Linked DNA regions of Homo sapiens: region 1 is linked to region 2. A link is an interaction called in ENCODE POLR2A ChIA-PET data of the cell type or tissue named here. Cell type or tissue: MCF 10A. All regions are shown on one strand. Links, peaks and the distances in the headings refer to the core of each region. The heading gives the core; the rest is flanking DNA. Region 1 overlaps GPD2 (glycerol-3-phosphate dehydrogenase 2). Region 2 has its middle 150 kb from the start of GALNT5.

Region 1 (10,657 bases), core at 1-8,000, 640 kb after region 2:
CTGCCTTTTGAAATGCCATTTCTTAGCCTACAAAGAAAAATAAGAAACAAAAAGAAGTTAATTGGGATAGTTATCGCATAACCATCCCAATAATAAGACACTGTGTAGATTATGAAACCATGTTAAACTAGAAAAGAAAACATAAAATAAGGAAATTACTAACAAACCAATGTGTATACTGCAACTCAAAATAAATAGCCAAAAAATTCTAGACAAGGGAATTGATCACATAAAAGTTACTTTCTGGTTCGACAGGAATTAAAGAAAGAAAAGCAAATTAAGAGATAACTGAGGATATTTAAACAGTATAAAGTCAAAAGAACTGTGAAAAGAAATGTCATTGGGTATTTAACAAAACTGCATGCTATACTTGTAAATTTGCTCAACACCTAATCCTCTCCTCAAGGAGAACCAGCAGAAAGAAGTCTTGGGTCACTCAACAAGACAATAAACATCAGCTTGCTTCAGGTTCTTTGGCAAGTGTTTAATTCAAATTGTGGTAAGACTCCCTTCCCAAGTTTTTCCCTTTCTAATGAAGTTTTCACTACAGCCAAAAGCCAGCAGTGTTATATTTCTATTATTGAAAGAGTCGGCTGGGCGTGGTGGCTCACACTTGTAATCCCAGCACTTTGGGAGGCCGTGGTGGTGGATGCCTGTGATCCCAGCTACTCGGGAGGCTGAGGCAGGAGAATCGCCTGAACCCAGGAGGCAGAGGTTGCAGTGAGCCGAGATCATGCCACTGCACTCCAACCTGGGTGACAGAGCTAGACTCCGTCTCAAAAAAAAAGAGTATACTTTACAGATAAGAAGTCAGAGGTATTATGCCTTAAGACTTTCACAAACTGACCAATTTAACCTGCTGTAATTCCTTTCATTAGGGGAACTTAACAGAAAAAGTTTTCTTCTAGCCAGAGTTGCATGACACCAAAATTTTAAGAGAAAACCCTCCAGATCAAGCACTCACTGTATATTTGTGCTCTCTGTATTTATATTTTTTTCTTTCTCTCTTTTTGTAGAGACTGAGTCTGGCTCTGTCACCCAGGCCAGAGTGCAGTGGCTCAATCATAGCAAACTATAAAATCAAACTCCTGGGCAAGTGATTCTCCCAAGTAGCTGATACTACCAAGTGCATGCCGCCATGCATGGCTATTTTTTTTTCTTTCTTTCTTCTTCTTTTTTTTTTTTCTGTAGAGACAAGGTCTTGCTATGTTGCCCAAACTGGACTCAAGCAATCTCCTACCTTGGCTTCCCAAAGTGCTAGGATTACAAACATGAGCCACCCCACACTCTGCTCCACTGAATATTTCTCAAGTTCTGCATTGTCTTAGCTCTTAACTTTCTTTCCTCTCACTTGTTTTCCACTACTGGACTGATAATGGAATTTTCTAAAGTTTTGATGAGGACTTAAAAATTATTCTTTAACTCTTTCAGAAACTAAGAAGATTGCATAAAAATGAAAATTCCATCAAAAATCCTTTTGTCCGCTTTTACTGTTAAACGTAAAAAGATAATCCTGTGTGATCAACTAAAAAAAATTCTAGAGTTGAGTAATTTGACCTGCCTAAGACTTTACATTCACAAAAGCAGGGAAACAGGGAAGCCACTACCCTATTTCCTTGTAGGGGTGGAGCACTGGCCTGTCTGGACAACACACGTTACATTCTACTGATAGCTCACAACTCAAGAAAACAATTTATTATGAAGGTAGTTTTAACTTAGGATACTAAAAAAACAGTATCTCAACATAAATTATGATACGGTTAAATATTTGGGTCCATACTGAATAAACTGTATCTATTATCATACTATCCTAAATAAAGAATTGCAATATAGTTGATAACTATGATCCTATAGAAAACTCATTTTAGGATACTATAAATTATATACTGATATGTGGTGGCATTTTTAAAATTTTTTTCTTCTGATCTCATTCTTCCTGACAAACTCCTAAATTCTAAACTTTATCTTTTTAATTAAGATTCTTCCCAGGATTAGAGCCCAGGAGTTTGAGCTTGTAGTGAGCTGCAATTGTGCCACTGCACTCCAGCCTGGGAGACAGAACAAGACTCTGTCTCTAAAAAAAATTTTAATGATTCTTACTAGGAAAATATTTCACAAGCATATGTACTCTGCTGCTGGAGGTCTCTTCTTTACTGTCCCTTTGCTATATCAACCATCTTCTCTTTCCCAAATTATGCAGGAAAGTTGGTGTATGCTGGCTAGGGGCCACCATTCATCATTCAGTCAACCCTAGGCAAAACCTTATATCCTAGGTTGCTGGGATAGTAAAAACCCTAACTTAGCAGGTACCCATTTGTCATAGCTCACTATCACCAATCAATGTACTGTTGTAAACATTCACATGGGTGCCTATCACACAACAATGTAAGCCCTAGCAGCCAAGAGATAGCATGCTATCTCAAGGCTAACTGGGTTCCTCTGACAACTGGAGACAGAGAATAAAGTCCTAGTTCTATTTACTATTTACCTTAAACAACGCACATGCCTGACTCATAGCAGTGTGGTGGTCCCTAGGATATGAGTGTTGTGACTGATTGACTTATCATTGCTTCTGTCTTGTTGATAATGTCATTGTTGACCTCACAAAGGATACCACACATCAACATGGCCAACTCAGGGAAGTTATATACAACACAGTCAATGAAAATGTTTCATTCTCAGAGGTGTTCATTCAGCCAGTTAAGTTTGAAGCTAGTATTTCCAAATGTGTGGGTCCCTATGTTCCCTGCCTACCTGATAGTATTGTTTTAATTTGATTTGTCAGAGACCAAAACTTGCAAAGGAAGATATTTTCATGCATTTTCCCAATGAGCCACTAATACTATCAAAAAACTACATTCTCATGTCATCTTGCAGAGTTAGCAATAATATCAACTATAATCAATAAAGAGTTTTCCTTTTTCCATAATTTAAAAAAATAATGTATGCTTGAGGGCTCATTATTTCTACTGTGATCAAATCCTTCTGTACGGTCATCTGGCTAGCTCAAAGTCAAAGGCAAGAATCAGCCAGTTTCATTTGACTTTCCTAAGATTATCATTATGAGTGTTGTTATTGTTATGAATGTTACAATAATAATCACCACCATTTATTATTTACTAGGTAACAGGTACTGTGCTTTTAATTCTTTATACACATCAGCTCATTTCACCCTCACAACATCTAATTTCATAAAAGGGGCAGTGGTAGCTCAGAGGAAATGGGGGATTTCCCCAAAGTCACTGCCTACTAAGTGAGAAAACAAGACTGAGTTTATGTTCTTGAGCCCTGGTGGTTCTGTCCTGCCTTTGGTCTCAAAAGGCAACTTCTCCCCAAAAGCTATACCATATTTTGTTGTCACTCCCAAAAGAAGGCCCTATTCTCAAAGTCACCCAAATGTTCAGTCCCTTGGCATTTGGGTTAATCTCCAAGGCAATGAAGAAGTCTCTAGCAAAGTATCTACTAGTAATCTTCTGCCAGGTAATGTAAGACCTTTGTTTTAGGGCCGGGCACGGTGGCTCACATCTGTAATCCCAGCACTTTGGGAGGCTGAGGTGGGTAGATCATTTGAGGTCAGGAGTTCAAGACCAGCCTGGCCAACATGCTGAAACCTTGTCTCTACTAAAAATACAAAAATTAGCCAGGCAGTAGTGGCATGCGCCTGTAATCCCAGCTACTCGGGAGCCTGAGGCAAGAGAATCCCTTGAGCCTCGGAGGCGGAGACTGCAGTGAGCCGAGACTGCGCCACTGCACTCCAGTCTGGGTGACAGAGTAAGACCCTGTCTCAAAAAATAAAAAATTTAAAAAAGAACTTTGTTTTAATGCTGAAAGAATGAAATTTAGAACTATATAAACCAAATGCTGTGGACAACATGTACCCATTTACCATTGTAAGGAGAAACGTTTTCACAATGATTACAAACAAAAAAAAAAGATTATTTCCTTCTAAGTAACAGCTTTACTAGAAAACTAGCAAAGAAGGGGACCAAAAATATACACAAATCTTTACTAACTTCTGCAATAAATGTTCAAGGAAACCAGAGGTGAAAAAATTTTAAAAAATAGAATTAGCTTATTTATCATAGCTTCAAATCCATGTTTTATAGCCTTTTAATTAAATCACATATATGCTTACTCAGGACCAGCTGCTGCATTGACATAGACCAGAGCTAGCTCTAATTCTTGCAAGGAGAACACCAGCTCAGTTGGCAAAACCTAAACAAATGGTGCTCAACTAAATATATCTGTGAGTTTATCAACTAACTGCCCACAAGCAATTAATCTATCTGTAGGATTAAATATCAAAGTGTGTCTTGTAACTCTGCACTCTGTCTTATAACTAGTTGTGCTATACTGAGTGTTATAGTCTGATAGAAAAAAAAAGCAAGGTGCTATATCATTTTAATGTTGCAAGAAATTGACTCTGACTAAAAGAATTAAAGAAGGCTTCAGTGAAGACAGGATTTTGGAGAAGGGTCTTGAAGGGGAAAAAATTTGGAGGGGAGTGAGTAGGGAACGTTATAGAGAAAGACAATTGGTGGAGAAAGGGGAGCATCATGGTACGTTCTAGGCATACAAATAGTTATCTCGTTTGGCTGGAGATGATGTACAGCTAGAAATGGTGTTTAAAAAGAAGTCCAGAGGGAAGAGAGAGGAAGACTGTGTACACGTGAAGTAAAATATTTCTATGATATCCTGTTGGCAACGGGGAGTAGAGGCTGTAGATTAAGGAAGTAAGATGTTTTGTCTAACGTTCTGTAAAGACTGTTCAAGTAGATTTTTAGTGTTGAAGCTTACGAAGACAGAGAGACCAATTAGAGGGCAATGAAATAGATCCCATGTGAGAGAAGAGCCTGGTTTAAGGCAACATTAAAGAGTGCAAATCTAGAGACTGATGTTTTGCACAACTGTCTAAGGACAGCACTCAATTAGACAGCATGACAAGACCTGACAACCGATTACAGGAGGCAGCAGGAAGAGACTGAACACAATAAGTGGTTTTAGTTTGGGCAGCTGGAAAATGACCCCAAGATTTCAATATTAAGATCTAGAAAGAGAAGCAGGTTTAAGGAAGAAGAGAAGCTCAGCTTGCAACTAAGAAAATTTGAGATCTTGACGGAACATCTACTCAGAAAACAGCACAGATGAATATTTGGGTCTAAAACTCCCAAGAGTAATAGGTACTTGGGAAAATTTTGCCTAGAACTGACAGATGTAATTGCTACACAACAAAATGTACTTACTGCTAGCAAACAAAAACTAAATTTGCCACTTCTCAAAGTTTGCTGACCTTTGTTTGTACCTGACTGCTGCAACTTATCTGGCTCAGATGAATTCTTAGATGTCCTTGTAGGGCTCCCATTATAGACAGTGACTTTTAACAAAGAACAACTCCTCACATCCTATTTCATGTAAGTCCCTGAGTGCATCCACCACTTCTACCTCCTCCCATTCATAGGCAAGGCAACTATGCACAAGCAAATTTATTCCAGAACCAGATCGCACTTCCTGGCCTCTGAAATCTCTTTAAAAAGTACTCACTCTCCTACTCATCTCCCTGTCTTCTCTCTTCCAGAAGCCTTACTTATCAAAATACAAATTTAGCATAAGTAAGAATCATGCAAATGGGCTGGACCAGTGGCTTATACCTGTAATCCCAGCAATTTGGGAGGCCAAGGCAGGAGGATTCTTTGATATCAGGAGTTCAAGACCAGCTTGGGCAACAAAGCAAGACTCCATCTCTATTAAAGAAAATTTAAAAATTAGCTGGGCATGGTGGCGCACACCTCTAGTTTCAGCTATTCAAGAGGCCAAAGTGGGAGGAATCATGTGTGCCCAGGAGGTCAAGGCTTCAATGAGCCATGATCATACCACTGCACTCCAGCCTGGGCGACAGAGCAAAACCCTGTCTTAAAAAAAAAAGAAAAAGAAAAAGAAAAAGATTCCATGCAAATACATTTGTCACTCCTCTGTGGAATAAGCCCTGGGTCCCTTTGTCAGAGGCGTGTGAACCAGAGGAACTCCATCTTGAATAGGAGCTGGGTAAAATAAGCCACCCCTTGTTTAGCATATAATCAAGAAATAACCATAAAAATGGGCAACCAGCAGCCCTGTGTGTATGGAGTAGTCATTCTTTTATTCCTTCACTTTCACTTTATGGACTCACCCTTAACTCTTGTGTGAGATCCAAGAACCCTCTCTAGGCATCTGGATGGGGACCCCCTTCCTGTAACACCTTCATGTTTACAAAAACTCTCCTATCTTTCTGGTTTCTTATATAGAAACCTCAATTACCTTTCTAATCCCCATGCTCTCCATTAGTTTAGAACTTCTCAGGGTTTTGATTCTTATGCCAGCATAGAAGTAAGCATATTTCTCTCCATCCCTTACAAGCATGACCAATGGAGGGGCGGAGAGTACAGCTCAAAGATCAATTACAGAAGAGTAATTTCAACGACCAGCCTTGCTGTCCTCGGGGCATGCATTCTCCAGCAAGACATAAAGGCATCCCATATTGCACTCCCATGTTTATTGCAGCACTAGTCACAGTAGCCAAGATTTTCAATCAACCTAAGTGTCCATCAACAGACAAATGGATAACAAAAATGTGGTACATATACACAATGAAGTAGTATTCAGCCATAAAAAAGAATGAGATCAGGCCGGGCACAGTGGCTCACACCTGTAATCCTAGCACTTTGGGATGCCAAGGTGGGCAGATCACTTGAGTTCCGAAGTTCGAAACCAGCCTGGCCAACATGGTGAAACTCCGTCTCTACTAAAAATACAAAAAAATTAGCCAGGCGTGGTGGTGGGTGCCTGTAATCCCAGATACTCAGGAGGCTGAGACAGGAGGAAAATCACGTGAACCTGGGAGGTGGAGGTTGCAGTGAGCTGAGATCACGCCACTGCACTCCAGCCTGGGCGACAGAGCGAGAGACTCCGTCTCAAAAAAGAAAAGAATGAGATCATTTCATTTGCAACAACACGGGTAAAACTGGAGGACATCATGTTAAGTGAAATAAATAAGGCACAGAAGGACAAATTTTGCATATTCTCACTCATTTGTGGGAGCTAAAAATAAAAACAAATGAACTCATGGAGACAGAGAGTCAGAGAGTAGAGGATGGCTACCAAAGGTTGGAGATGGTAGTGAGGTTGGGGTGGGGATGGTTAATGAGTATAAAAACATAGTTAGAATGAATAAGATCTGGAAGTTGATAGAACAGGGTGACTGCAGTCAACAATAACTTACTGTACATTTAAAAATAACTAAGAGAATGTTCGTAACACAAAGAAATAAATGCTTAAGGTAATGGATACCCATTTACCCTGATATTACTGTTACTCATTGCATGCCTGTAGCAAATTATCTCATGTACCCAAAAATATGTATACATACTATGTACCCAGAAAAATTAAAAAGAAAAAAGAAATTAAAAATAAATAAAAGCGATCCATGCTCTTCCAATCACCTACACTGAGAAATCCAGATGTACAAGGCATTTCAAACATTAAATAAAAACCCCAAGATGTAACCTAGAGGTAGCCCTTTAATCACTAAGCCCTTTACCTAAGCCTTTTGTGGTCCAAAGGTAGCAAATGCTCCTTACACTTCATCTGTGCAGCCACCTGCTCCTGTAGCTGTGCATGCAAAACCCACTCCTTCAACTATTTTGAGTCGTGTCACACTGTCACACCCATGGAAGGCACAACTCAGAGGGCCAGGCCTCACACTCGCATACAAATCCAGTGACTTATTGAAGAAAAGTGCATGAGTCTTACAAAATAAGCATATAGAACCTCATCAGAGAAGGTCCTAGCAAACGGGTCTGTAATCATGGATAGCTTGACAGCAAGTCCACAGTAAAACAGAAGAAGGAGTGAGCTCAAAAGCCTCTTCCCTCCCAGCAGCACCCTTTTAACTATAAAAGTCAAGATCACTGGGTGGCTTGAACTAGATGTGTTTTAGCAAGCAAACCTTTTATTATTCCAATTAATGTGATAACAAATGTTTTGTACAATTCCCTTGAAGGAGGTATCTCATAGTTCAGACACACCAAACATATGCTGATACAGTGCTTACTCAGACAAGTAACAATCAAAGCATACCATGTACTACTCTTTCCCCAAGTTTTACTTTACTGTGGGGATCATGATTAGTACTCTGCCTGCAAACGCATTCCCCCCAGCCAAGCAGAGAAGGACTTACACACCTGTATCTTACACATGTGATTCCTACAGAAACACACAGAGAGCCCTCAAGTGTACTTTTTGAAAGCTATCAGACCTAAATGAACAAAACAGTCAAACAGAAGAGGCACATTAGCCTGTTCTCTGGAAACAGAGAGGAGGTCTATTCTGTAAACTGAAGGTGAATTCTCCTCTTTTGTTGTTGTTGCTTTTAAAAAGGATTTAGGCCAAGACTGGACAGGAAATTGACCCAAGGGTTCTTCACAAAAGACAATCCCTATGGAAAGAAGTGAATGTATCAAGTCCTAAGAAAACAGAAGACACTTTTATCCTTCCGTCACCTTCTTTAGCCTTTTCTCTATTATATCAAAAGCAAAAACACACAAACACAACAATAACAACCTATAGTTGTAAAGAATATATACACTGAACAGGATATCAAACAACAAACAAAAAGGCTTTTCCGAAGTCACTGAGAAAAGCATTATCCTGATAACGCAAGATAAATCAAAAAACCAAGTAAAAGTCAACAGAAATGTGTGAAACATAATCCTCAGGTTCTAAATACACAAATTTTTGGACTGTGGTGGAAGAAGCTAAAGCAACACACTCACACATTGCTGGGAAGGCATCCAGACTCTAGCTTTGTCCCTGACTTCCACACCCTATCAAAAGGCCAGCCTGCTTCCAAGAAGGGCAGGTTCTTTCACTTCCAATCCATTTATTTCCCCAGGCAATTACTGCCAGAAGGGCCCACCCCAGCCCAAGAGAAAGTAAACAATTTTAGCAGAGGAAGAGTATTTCCATAAAGAAGAATGAGAAAAAAAAAAAATCATGAAACAAAGAGAAAGCGAAAGAAAATAAACACTATATTTATATCAATTCACATAGTGTAAAGCTAGAAAATTCTGAGTCTCCCTGGGTCACCTTTATGTCAATTATATCATTTTAGAAGCAAACCAACAGTGAGAACGAGGTTGGCCCAGGACCACTTCTCAGCCTCAAAGGAGGGCAGGAGCCTGGAAGCTTGACAGGAGAAGCTGGCTAAGAAACGAGTTGAGCTAGTTTCAGGGGCAGAGTTCAAAAAATGCAAGTAAAAGGTACAAAAGAAGGAGAAAATAAGGTCAATAACTATTTTAAGTGAGCCAGTTAAAAGTCTCTGTTTATAAAAAATTTGTTGCAAACATTATTACATGGGATTTCTGATGTGTGATGGGGGGTTAAGTTTAATAATGTCATAACTGTTAATCGAGCATTTATTTCACAAAGTCCTCTAAAACAAAAAATGCATTGAAAGGGAGGGAGCCTTAGAGGAACACAAGGATACACGTTTGCACTCTAGTAGTGATGCATTATTTAAGACCCGATTTTTTACAAAATATATGCCATTTCCAAGGCAATTGCCATATAACATACTTATGCTTTCTACCATTTCTAAAATACACACTGGAACTATAGTCACAAATTTGACCCTTTTTCTTTATTTCATGAGGTTCACTATAGAATTATAAGAAATCAATGAAGCTCATTATATTCATTAAATGCAAATAACCACAGCTTAATTCATAATAGAATAGTTTCTATTATGTTTGCTTTCCATACAATTGCTATAAAAGTCATAAAGAACTATAGTTAGTGCACGCAAGTGAATTTGTATTCCATTTTAAATTCATTTTAAAAGCAAAGTTAATATATACTCTGTATCACTCCAGATATATTCACGGATTTGTGTTTAAAGTCGTACAATCCTATCTTTAATATTCCATTAAAATCTATCTCTGCCTTCTTTGCTTACCATATACATAATTGAGGGTAACCCTGAGAGCCCCAAAATAAAATGTCCCTCCCAAGTGAAAACTTGAAGCATTCCTTCACAAAAATGCCAACCCCTTGTAAAAACACAAGTCAGGTTAAGGAGCTGAGTAGATAACATGCCTAGTACAGAATTAAACAAACTTGCATTTATATCAACTAACAAGAAATGGTTGACTTAGCATGAAAAGGAGATAGCACAACAGGGAGAAAAACTTTAAATCTGCCTTGAGGAGGCAGGAATGTTATCAATGAAACACATTCATTGATAACATTCAAAAGAAGTTCATTAGTCAAACAGACCATACTAGTCCTGTGCTTCTTTCAGTCTTTCCGCCCCTTTACTAACCCTTTATTGGGTTAAGATAATGTTTGACATTCCTTTGGCAGCATAAACGCTCTTTTTACATTTTACATGCTGTTACAGAATCTACTTCAGTAATCAAAACAAGAAAAAGGCCTGGAGTGGTGGGTGGCTAACATCTATAATCCCAGACTCAGAGAAACCCAGGCAGGAGGACCCCTTGAGGCCAGGAGTTCAAGACCAACCTGGGAAGCGAGACCCTGTCTCTACAGAAAAAATCTTTTTAATTAGCTGGGCATGATGGCACATGCCTGTAGTACCAGTTACTCAGGAGACTGAAGTGGGAGG
Region 2 (11,230 bases), core at 1,901-9,900:
CATACTGTTTTCCATGGAGACTGTACTAATTTACAATTCCACCAGCATGTATAAGCATTCCTTTTTCATCACATCCATGACAATATCTACAGTTTTTGGACTTTTTAATAATGGCTATTTTTGCATGAGTAAGATGATATCTTATTGTGGTCTTAATTTGCATTTCCCTGATGATAAGTGATATTGAGCATCTTTTCATATGTTCATTGGCCATCTGTATATATATTTTTTTGAGAAATGTCTATTCATGTCATTTTCTCACTTTTTGATGAGATTGTTTTTTTCTTAGTTGATTTGTTTGAGTTCTTTGTAGTTTCTCTATATTATCCTTTGTCAGATGCATAGTTTGCAAATATTTTCTCCCATTCTGTGAGTTGTATGTTTGATGATTATTTCTCTTGCTGTTCAGACGCTTTTTAATTAGGTCTCATTTATTATTTTTTAAATTTTTGTTGCATTTGCTTTAGAGGTCTTAGTCATGAATTCTTTGCCTAAGCCAATGTCCAGAGAGTTTTTTCTAGGTCATCTCCTAGAAATTTTATGTTTTTGTCTATTAGATTTAAGTATTTGATCCCTCTTGAGTTGATTTTTTTACAAGGTGAGAGACAGGATCCAGTTTCGTTTTTCTACTTGTGGCTAGCCAGTTTTCCCAAAACCGTTTATTTAATAGGGTATCATTTCCCCAATTTATGTTTTTATATGCTTTGTCAAAGATCAGTTGGTTGTAATTATTTGGCTTTATACCTGAGTTCTCTATTCTGTTCTAGTCGATGCATCTCCTTTTTATATCAGTACCATGCTGTTTTGGTAACTATATCCTTGTAGTATAATTTGACATCTGGTAATGTAATGCCTCCAAATTTGTTCTTTCTGCTTAGGATTGCTTTGGCTATTTAGGCTCTTTTTTGGTTCCATATGCATTTTAGTATTTTTTTTAATTCTGTGAAAAATGGTATTGGTATTTTAATAGGAATCACATTGAATCTGTAGATTGCTTTGGGCAGTATCACAATATTGATTCTTCTAATCCATGAGCATGAGATGTGTTTCCATTTGTTTGTGTCATCTGTGATTTCTTTCAGCAGTTGTTTTCTAGTTCTCCTTGTAGAGATCTTTCACCTCTTTGGTTCAGTTTATTCCTAAGTGTTTTATTTGTTTAGCAGCTGTTATAAAATGAATTGGGTTCTTAATTTGATTCTCACCTTGGTGGTTGTTGGTATATAGCAATGCTACTGATTTATGTACATGAATTTTTTACCTGACACTTTACTGAATTCATTTATCAATCTCGGAGTCTTTTGGAGGAATCTTATCGTTTTCTAGATATATAATCCTATCATCAGCAAACAGCAATAGTTTAACTTCTACTTTTTCAATTCGGATGCTTTTTATTTTTTTCTCTTGCCTGATTGCTCTGGCTAAGACTTCCAGTACTATGTTGAATAGAAGTAGCAAAGTTGAGCATCCTTATCTTGTTCCAGTTCTCAGGGGGAGGGCTTTAATCTTTTCCCCACTCCATATGATATGGGCTGTGTGTTTGTTATACACAGCTTTTATTATTTTCAGTTAAGTCCCTTCTATGCCTAGTTTGCTTAGTGTTTTTATCATAAAAGGATGCTGAGTTTTATCAAATGCTTTTTCTGCATCTATTGAAATGATCATGTGGGTTTTATTATGAATTTTGCTTATGTGATGTATCGTATTTATTGACTTGTGTTGTTAAACCATCCTCATATTCCTGAAATGAAACTCATTTGATCATAGTGTACTACCTTTTTTATTTTATTTTATCTTGAGACAGGGTCTCATTCTGTCTCTCGGGCTGAAGTGCAATGGCATAATCTCAGTTCACTGCAATCTCTGTCTCCTGGGCTGAAGCAATTCTCCTGTGTCAGCCTCCTGAGTATCTGGGGTTACAGGATCACGTCACTGCACCTGGTTAATTTTTGTATTTTTTGTACTATCTTTTTGATGTGTTGTTAGATTCAGTTAGCATGTATTTTGTATGCATAGTTTCTGTATCTATGTTTTTCAGGGGTATTGGTCTGTAATTTTCTTCTTTGTTGTTATGTCCTTCCCTGGTTTTGGTATCAGGGTGATACTGGCTTCATAGAATGAGTTAGGGAAGATTCTCTCTTTCTCAATCTATTGGAATAGTTTCAGAAGGATTCGCACCAATTCTTCTTTGAATGTATAGTAGAATTCAGCTGTGAATCTATCTGGCCCTGGGCTTTTTTTGTTGGCAATTTTTTTTCATTACTGATTTCATCTTGCTGCTTGTTATTGGTTGGTTCAGGGTCTCTATTTCTTTCTAAGTTAATCTAGAAGGATTGTATGTTTCCAGATGTTTATCTGTTTCCTCTAGATTTTCCAGTTTGTATGCATAGAGGTGTTGACAGTAGTCTTAAATGATCTTTTGTATTTCTGTGGTGTCTGTTGTAATGTCTCCACTTTCATATCTGAGTTTATTTGAGTCTTCTCTCTTTTTTTCTTGGTTAAACTAGCTAAAGATCTATCAATTTTATCTTTTCAAACAACTAGCTTTTTATTTCATTGATCTTTTGTATTTTTTTATTTCAATTTCATTTAGTTTTTCTTTGATCCTTGTTATTTCTTTTCCTCTGCTAGCTTTGGGTTTAGTTTGTTCTTGTTTCTTGGGTTCTTTGAGGTGTGACATTAGGTTGTCAATATGTGATCCTTTAGAGTTTTTGATGTAGGCATTTAATGGTATAAACATTCTTCTTGGAACTGCTTTTGCTGTATCCCAGAGGTTTTGATAACTTGTGTCACTATTATTCATTTCAAGGAATTTATAAATTTCCATCTGTTTTCGTTGTTAACTCAAATATTACTCAGGAGCAGATTTTATAATTTCCATATATTTGTAGTTTTAAGGGTTCCTTTTGGAGTTGATTTCCAGTTTTATTCCTCTTTGGTCTGGGAAGATACTTGATATGACTTTGATGTACTTAAATGTATTGAAACTTGTTTTGTGGCCTATCATAAGGTCTATTTTTGAGAATGTTCTATGTGCTCAGGTAAAAAAATGTACCTTTTGAAGATCTTGAGTAGAATATTCTGTAAATATCTATTAGGTCCATTTGTTCTAGAGTATAGTTTAAGTCCATTGTTTCTTTGTTGACTTTCTTATTTGGTGATCTGCCTAGTGCTGTCAGTGGAGTGTTAAAGTCCCTAAGTATTATCGTGTGGGTATCTCTTTTCTTAGATCTAGTAGTAAATGTTTTATGAATCTGGGAACTTAAGTGTTAGGTGCATATAAATTGAGGATAGTAATATAATAGCTTCTTGTTGGATTGATTCTTTTTTATTTTTTTTTTTTGAGATGGAGTCTCGCTCCGTCACCCAGGCTGGAGTGCAGTGGTGCTTGGCTCTCTGCAACCTCCGCCTCCTGGGTTTAAGCAATTCTCCTGCCTCAGCCTCCTGAGTAGCTGGGATTACAGGCACACACAATCACGCCTGGCTAATGTTTGTAGTTTTAGTAGAGACAGAGTTTAACCATCTTGTTCAGGCTGGTCTTGAACTCCTGACCTCATGAACCGCCTGCCTCAGGCTCCCAAAGTGCTGGCATTACAGGTATAAGCCACCGTCCTGGCTGATTCGTTTATAATTATATAATCGTCTTCTTTGTCTTTTTAAATGTTTTTGCTTTAAAGTCCATTTTATCTGACATAAGAATAGATACTCTTTCTCACTTTTGGTTTTTATTGGTATGGAATATCTTCTTCCACCTCTTTACCTTGAGTATATATAAATTTTTGTGTCTTAGATGAGTCTCTTGTTTTGTGATTTTTAAATCCATTCTGCAAATCTATATATTTTAAGAGGAGCATTTAGGTCATTTACATTCAATGTTAACATTGACACGTGAGGTACTATTTCAGTCATCATGTTAAATGGTTACCTAGATACTTTGTTTTTTACATTGTGTTATTGTTTTATAGGCCCTGTGAGTTTTACAGGTTCAAGAGGTTCTATTCTGGTGTGTATTGACATTTTGTTTCAGAATATAGAACTCCTTACAGCATTTCTTATATTGCTGGTCTGGTAGTAATAAATTCTCTCAGCATTTGTTTATCTAAAAGTGACTTTATTTCTCTTTGATTTATAAAATTTAGTTTTACTGGATATGAAATTCTTGGCTGACAGGTATTCTGTTTAAGGGGGCCAAAGATAGGAATCCAATCCCTTCTGGCTACTAAGGTTTCTGGTGAGAAATCTGCTATTAGTCGTTACCTGGTTCTTTTGTCTCACTGCTCTCAGAATTCTTGTATTCACATTGACTTTAGAAAACCTGATGACTGTGTGCTTAGGTGAAGTCCTTTTTGTGATAAACTGTCCAGTTCTTTGAACTTCTTGTATTTGAATATCTAATTATCTAGCAAGGACAGGAAAGTTTTCCTCAATTATTCCATCAAGTAAGTTTTCCAAAATTCTTACTTTTTCTTCTCCCTCAGGAGCACCAGTTATTCTTAGGTTTGGCTGTTTTACATGATCCCATATTTCTTGGAGACTATTTATTTTGATTCTTTTTTCTTTATCTTGACTGATGGGGTTATTTCAATTTTGTCTGTGATCTCTGAAATTCTTTCTTCTGTTTCTTCTAGTCTATTGTTAAAACTTCCCACTGCATTTTGTAATTCTCTAAATGTGACTTTCATTTCTAGAATTTCTGATTGGTTTGCATTTAAAACCAATCTATCTCTTTAGAAAATTTTTCATTCATATCCTGAATTGTTTTTCAGATTTCTTTATTTTGGTTTTCATCATTCTCTGGTATCTCCTCAAGTAGCTTAACGATCAACCTTTTGAATTCTTTACCTGGTATTTCAAAGATTTCATCTTGGTTTAGATTTATTGCTAGAGATGTGATCTTTTTTGGTGGTGTTACAGAACCTTGTTTTGTCATATTACTAGAATTATTTTTCTGCTTCTTTCTCATTAGGGTAGACTATTCCTTCTAATTATTCTTGAATTTATTCTTTATTTGACTGTGGTTTTTTTAAACTTCTTTTTTCCCCCTTAGTGATGTGACTTTAATGTATATAGTTTATCGTAGCCTAATTCAGCTCTTCGTACTTTCAGGGGTGAAGATTCTGTACAAGTTCCTTGGTTATAGAGAAACTTTGTAGGATAGCTTTCTCAGATACTGGTTAAAATAGCAATGTGCTCAGTGTGTAGGCAAGTTCACTGTCTCCTATGGGGTTGGAATGGCAGAGGTCTCTTGAAGCTTACTTTGTTCCCCAATGGTGTATGCTTATTTATTTATTCATTGTTTTCCCAGTATTATTTAGTTAGTTTGAGAAGGAGTCTCACTCTGTCATACAGGCTGGAGTGCAGTGGCATGATCTCGGCTCACTGCAATCTCCACCTCCTGGTTTCAAGTGATTCTCCTGCCTCAGCTTCCCAAGTAGCTGGGATTCCAGGTGCATGTCACCATGCCCAGCTAATTTTTGTATTTTTAGTGGAGATGGGTTTTCACCACGTTGATCAGGCTGGTCTTGAACTCCTGACCTCAGGTGATCCGCCTTCCTCGGCCTCCCAAAGTGCTGGGATTACAGGTGTGAGCCACTGTGCCCGACCCCCAGTATTTTATTTACTGGGTTTGTTGAAGTTCCAGAGACCCATTCTACTGTGAATGCTGCTGCTCCTTGGGGTCTAGCAACCTAGTAAGTCTGCCACATTTCAGGCTGGTGCTAGGGAATATCTGTAAGTGATCCAGAGATGTACCTGTCCTCAAGTCTCCCAGCAGCAGGTATCAGCAATCCCTCTGATGGGGGTGACAGAGGAGTGATGTAGATTCTATGAGATTCCCTGATTATAAATAGTCTCAGTGCATTGGCTTTCTTAAATGCCAATTGCAGTGGTAATGCACTGGTCAGGTGTACAGACTCAGGACCTCCTGGTTAGCCAGGGTGGTGCAGGCAGTGGTGATAGCTGAGGTCATGTACAAGTTTTCTCATTCCTCGGTGCAGTGTTATTCCACCTGTAGATGCTGTAATGGATTATGTCATTTGGCCTCCAGCCAGGAAGTGGTGCTTACAAAAGACAGCCAGCTGCGGTAGTAGCAGTGGGATTTTTGCTTGCCTTATGTTACCCTGGGGAGGTCCTCTGGTTTCTCAGGCAATGGGTGGGGTCATAGGGCTCTAAAAAGTTTCTCTCCTTTGCATTAAACTACCAGGGCAGGTGGAGGGGAAAAGCCAGGTGGGGGCTGGGTCAGGCAGGTCTGCATTCTGGCTCTCCATGTGCAGGGCAAGCAGAGACCCTTGTTGGAGTAGGAGGGCAATTCTCTGGCCCCTGGGGTAATGTTCCAGGAAGGAGCATAGCTGCCTCTGCTGCACAGAAGAGTTTGCCCAGGGAGTGGGGAGTAGCAAGTGGCAGTAAGCCTCACCCAGCTCTCACACACTTGGCAAGGCAGGCCTCTCACCTACAGTGTTTGCTAGCAACAGTGAGCTAAATTCCAGGCAGTCTACACTCAGAACTCAAAACTGTCCCAGGCCACAAGCCTTCCCCAGGGAGAGAGGAACCCAGGCTTTCAGGCCACGCCTCTTCCTGTCCACTCACAAATCTAAGGTGCCCAGCTCTTCTGCCCATGGCTGTAACACACTTCTCACTCAACTCCTGGCTTTGGCCAAGGGAGTTCATCCCCATTTAATATTATATTGTGAAATTCAGTTGGGAGCTTCTTTCAGCCTGCAGCCACTGCCTGATTTAATTGGCAGGCTTTCATGAGGTCACCTGTGATCTAGAATCAGGAATGTCTTCCCTTGGTCTGTGCTGAAGACTGGGAATGCATACAAGGCTCTTCCCATTGCTGCTCCCACTTTTATATTCCCCACCATTCCCTACATTAGTTGCAGTGCTGGGTAGGGTTAATGTCTTCCCCTGTGAGTGGGATTGCCAGGTACCATGGTAGTGGTGTATATGCTGGAGGCAGTCTCTTGCCCTCTCACACTCTGTGGACTTACAGTTTTTTGCCTGGTTCACAGTGTAATCTATAACCCGCTGTTTCTTTCAAAGCATCTGTGGTTTCTTTTCATTTCCTGTTGAGTTCCTACATTTCTTCTTGGAAAAAAGTTCACAGTATGAATCTCTACTTACTATTTTGTCTTTCCAAGTGAGAGAGGCATGCTAACACTGCCTCCAATCTGCCACCTTGGAAAAGAGGTTTTTTGTTTGTTTGTTTTATTCCTTTCTTATGCTTGTGCCCCAAGGATGTAGTGGTATGTTTTTATTCCTTTCTTTTTATCTTTTGTGTATCTGTCACAGGTTTCTTTGAGATTATCATGAATCTTACATTAAAAGTCTTATAGCTGTCTATTTTAAGCTGCTAGCAACTTAACTTCAATCACATACAAAAACTCAGCACTTTGCTTCTCCCTATGCATATTTTGTTATTGATCTTACAATTTACCTTATTTTATAACGTGTTCCATTAACACATTATTGTAGGTGTATTTTCAATATTTTGTTTTTTAACTTTTATACTAGAGTTAAAAGTGATTTATGAACCACCATTAAAGTATTAGATTATTCTGAATTAGATAACATACATACCTTTACCAGTGAGTTTTATACTTTCGTATGTTTTCATGATGTTAGTTAGAATCCTTTCATTTCCGTTGGGCATGGTGGCTCAAGCCTGTAATCCCAGCACTTTGCGAGGCTGAGGTGGGTGGATCACGAGGTCAGGAGTTCAAGACCAGCCTGACCAACATGGTGAAACCCCATATCTACTAAAAATACAAAAATTAGCTGGGAATGATGGTGCACACCTGTAATCCCAGCTACTCAGGAGGCTGAGGCAGGAGAATTGCTTGGACCCAGGAGATGGAGGTTGCAGCGAGCCAGATTGCACCACTGCACCACTCCAGCCTGGACAACAGAGCAAGATTCCATCTCAAAAAAATAAAAAAGAAAAAAAAAGAATCCTTTAATTTCAAGTTAGAGAACTCCTTTTAGAATTTCTTGTATGATAGGCCTAGTGGTGATAATCTTCCTCAGCTTTTGTGTGCCCAAGAAAGTCTTCATCTCTCCTTCATTTCTGAGGCACAGCTTTGCCAGGTATAGTATTCTTAATTGGCATTTTTTCTTTTAGTATAGTACTTTGACTTTAGTGTCACACTGTCTCGCATCCTATAAGGTTTCAACTGAGAAATACACCAACAGTCTCATTGCAGTTACCTTGTATGTTATGAGTTGCTTTTCTCTTGCTGCTTTCAAAATTTTCTCTGTCCTTGACCTTGACAATTTTATCATAATGTATCTCAATGAAGGCTTCTTTGTGTTTAACCTATTTGAGGTTCTTTCGGCTTTATGAATCTGGATGTTTGTTTTCCTTTCCAGATTTAGTAAATTTTCTGTCATTATTTTTTAAAGTAAGTTTTCTGTTGCCCCTGTCTTTTTTTCTTTACTCCTTCTTGAACTTCCACAATACTTATTTTGGTTCACTAGATGCTGTCCCATAAATCAGGTAGGCTTTATTTTCTGTTTTTAATTCTTATTTCTTTTTGTTCCTCTGATTGCGTAATTTAATATACTCTATTTTAGAGTTCTGTGATTTTTCATTTTGCTTTGAGTCTGCTGTTGAAGATCTCTATTGAATTTTTCAGTTTAGACATTATGTTAGTCAGCTCCATAGTTTCTTTGTGTTTTTAAATAGATTCTATTTCTGTTGAACTTTTCATTTTGTTCTTTTCCTGGTTTTGTTTAGTTTTCTATCTGTGTTCTAGCTCAATGAAATTCTTTAAGATAATTGTTTTGAACTCTTTGTCAATCAGTTCATAAACTTCCATTTCTTTAATTTCAGCCACAGCAGCTTTATTTTGTTCCTTGGTGGTGTCTTAATTCCATTATTCTTCTTGTTCCTTGAAATCGTACATTGTTGTCTTCACATTTAAAGAAGTCACTTCCTCCCATCTTTTCTGATTAGCTTCAGGAGAGAAAGACCTTCACCAGTAAACCTGGCTAGGGATTCTGGGGATCTCTCAGATTTTTTCTATGGATGCACCTGCTCCATTCCTCTTGTTCCCTCTTAGGGGTAATTCTTAAGATTTTGTGCCTTCTCTCAATTCTGAAAAGACAAGCCTGGTGCCGAGAAACTCCTTTTATTTTTTCTATGGTCCTGATGTGTTTGAGGTTGAGCATCGTCACCTAATCCAACAGCCAAGCCAGCTACTGAGCTCTGCATCTGCTGTTGAGATATGCATGCTGTCTGTGGAGGCTCACATGTACTGTGTGGGATACCATGCATGGGTAAGCATGGGCTGTTGGCTGTGGGGATGATGGTATGAGAGGTCCTAGGAGAATGCATTGACTTGTTAGGTGAGTCTTCAAGTTTTACAATAGGCCTTTTGATGGAGTCTGTAAGCTGGTTATCAGGATCTGTTGGTAGCTGTTGAAAGATACCCATATCCTCCTGGAAAAAAGAAGAAGAAAAATTACATACCTGGGAATTTGGTTTTTTTCTCACTTGGTATAAATTCAGACATTTTTAATTACCCAGAGAGGGTTTCTCACACATACACTGTTCTTATAGATAGTAAAAAAGCCTCTACATGGTAGATATAAATCATATCTCTTAGAGGAAGTGGAGTTTCAGCCAGAAATCAGGTCTTTGGTGGGCCCGGGAAGCTTCCCATGCCACATTTGTAATCATTTGAAAATAAGCTAAGTCTAGTTCAGAATGAAAACATATTTTAGGTCAATGTCAAAGCAACAAATTAGCTCCAGTGTCCACCTGTGCATTGTACCATAAAACCAAAGTCAGTTACCAGAAGTTTTTTCTGTAGCTGCTACTAGGAGATAATGGTGACTAGGCCTTGAATGGGAGCATGTTTGGGAGAGAGTTGCAGTCTCCAAGAGCAAATTTTGAAAATCTTGGCACAATGACTACAGTGAAAATTTTTGCAGAAATTTCTCAAAGAGGGACTATAGTCCTCCCTTACTAAGGTTAGAAAAATACATAAAAAAGAAAAAGAAACCTAAACTTGAAAGAAACAGGATACAGGAATTAAACAGCTGCAGACACAGCCACTGTCTATGCTCCCAGAAGGATAATTGGTTGATTATTAGTTCTTTACCTTACCTCTTCTTGCTGAGTATAAGATTCTTCTCTGGAAATCAGGAAACCTAGGTAGGTGATCAACTGAATCACTTCAAACTATGAAAAACTTACGTTCACTATACAATGAACTAACAGGCTCCAGATTTACCATTCCACCAGAAACAACTAAAAACTCAAACAGCACATATTTTTTAATTATTTGCAAGATATTTGACATTAGACAACATGGAAAGTGATTTATATGAGATGGGAAGCAAAGAAAGTTAGTACTGTCACCTTCCACCTATTAGTTGTGAGAGAGTTTCTAGGGTAGTGCATAAAGGAGAAACCAGGTAGAACCCAGTAGACTCCCTGAGTTGAAGAGTCTGGGGAAGCCAATGCATCTAGAGTTCACAGGGCAGACTACTAGAGATGCACAGACACAAAACTCTAGGGATATTCAGAGGATTGCCTTCAAACATTGATCAGAGTATTGATCAGTGTGCTCATGTGAAGAAATTATCCAATATTAGAGAAAGAATGACTCTACTAGAAGGAACGCCTCACACAGGGCTATGAATATTGCCTGTTCAACCAGTGTCATATTGGAAAACCTTATAATTTATGGAGTATTAAGTAGAGTACTCAGGTGAGTCTCATTTTAGTAGTAGGCAATAATAAGCCCCAGATGATTAGATTATGCCAAACACATCTTTAAAAGCAAGACCTAAAAATATGACTTATAATGAGGCTGAAAACCAACAAAAAATAAACTTGGAATCGATGAATGTGGTTGAAGTAGCAAACGATGACAGGAAAATAGTTATTATAACCATATTTCATATGTTTAAAAAATCTAGAGGAAATATTTAATATGTTAAATAGAAACATAGAAGTTATATAAAAAGAATACCCATATTGGACTTTAGAGATGAAAGGCAGATTAGACATTGCAGGAGAAGAGATTGGCTGACTTGAATATAGATCATTAAAAAAAAATTGAAATGGAACACACAGAAAAAAACACAAAAATGTATATAGATTGTAAGTAAATAGTTGGGAGTCAACTTCAATAGTAAATATTTAATTGGAGTCCCTAGAAAAAGACTGAAGAGAGAACATAATAGAAGAACAATTGAGAAATAATGACTGAAATTTTTTCTAAAT

The links. ChIA-PET counts read pairs that join two places held together with the same protein. Peaks named below come from ENCODE experiments on the same cell type or tissue, not always from the same donor. Only the 100,000 strongest peaks of a DNase experiment are listed, where the experiment ranks them.
Region 1: POLR2A ChIA-PET joins it to region 2 with 5 read pairs; 2 of 35 experiments call an interaction of 5 or more read pairs at or near these places.

What each region holds. Positions count from the first base shown.
Region 1 is chr2:156,465,468-156,476,124 of GRCh38, reverse strand. GPD2 (glycerol-3-phosphate dehydrogenase 2) reads right to left here. Exons shown (of 17, transcript NM_000408.5): 2 at 1-27. The coding sequence starts at 19. Among named protein-coding and RNA genes, the nearest start is that of GPD2, 34 kb to the right of the region's middle. In MCF 10A, for the core only: no CTCF peak of the experiment used is centred there; no DNase peak of the experiment used is centred there.
Region 2 is chr2:157,102,887-157,114,116 of GRCh38, reverse strand. No RefSeq gene overlaps it. Among named protein-coding and RNA genes, the nearest start is that of GALNT5, 150 kb to the left of the region's middle. In MCF 10A, for the core only: no CTCF peak of the experiment used is centred there; a DNase peak (open chromatin) is centred at 6,046.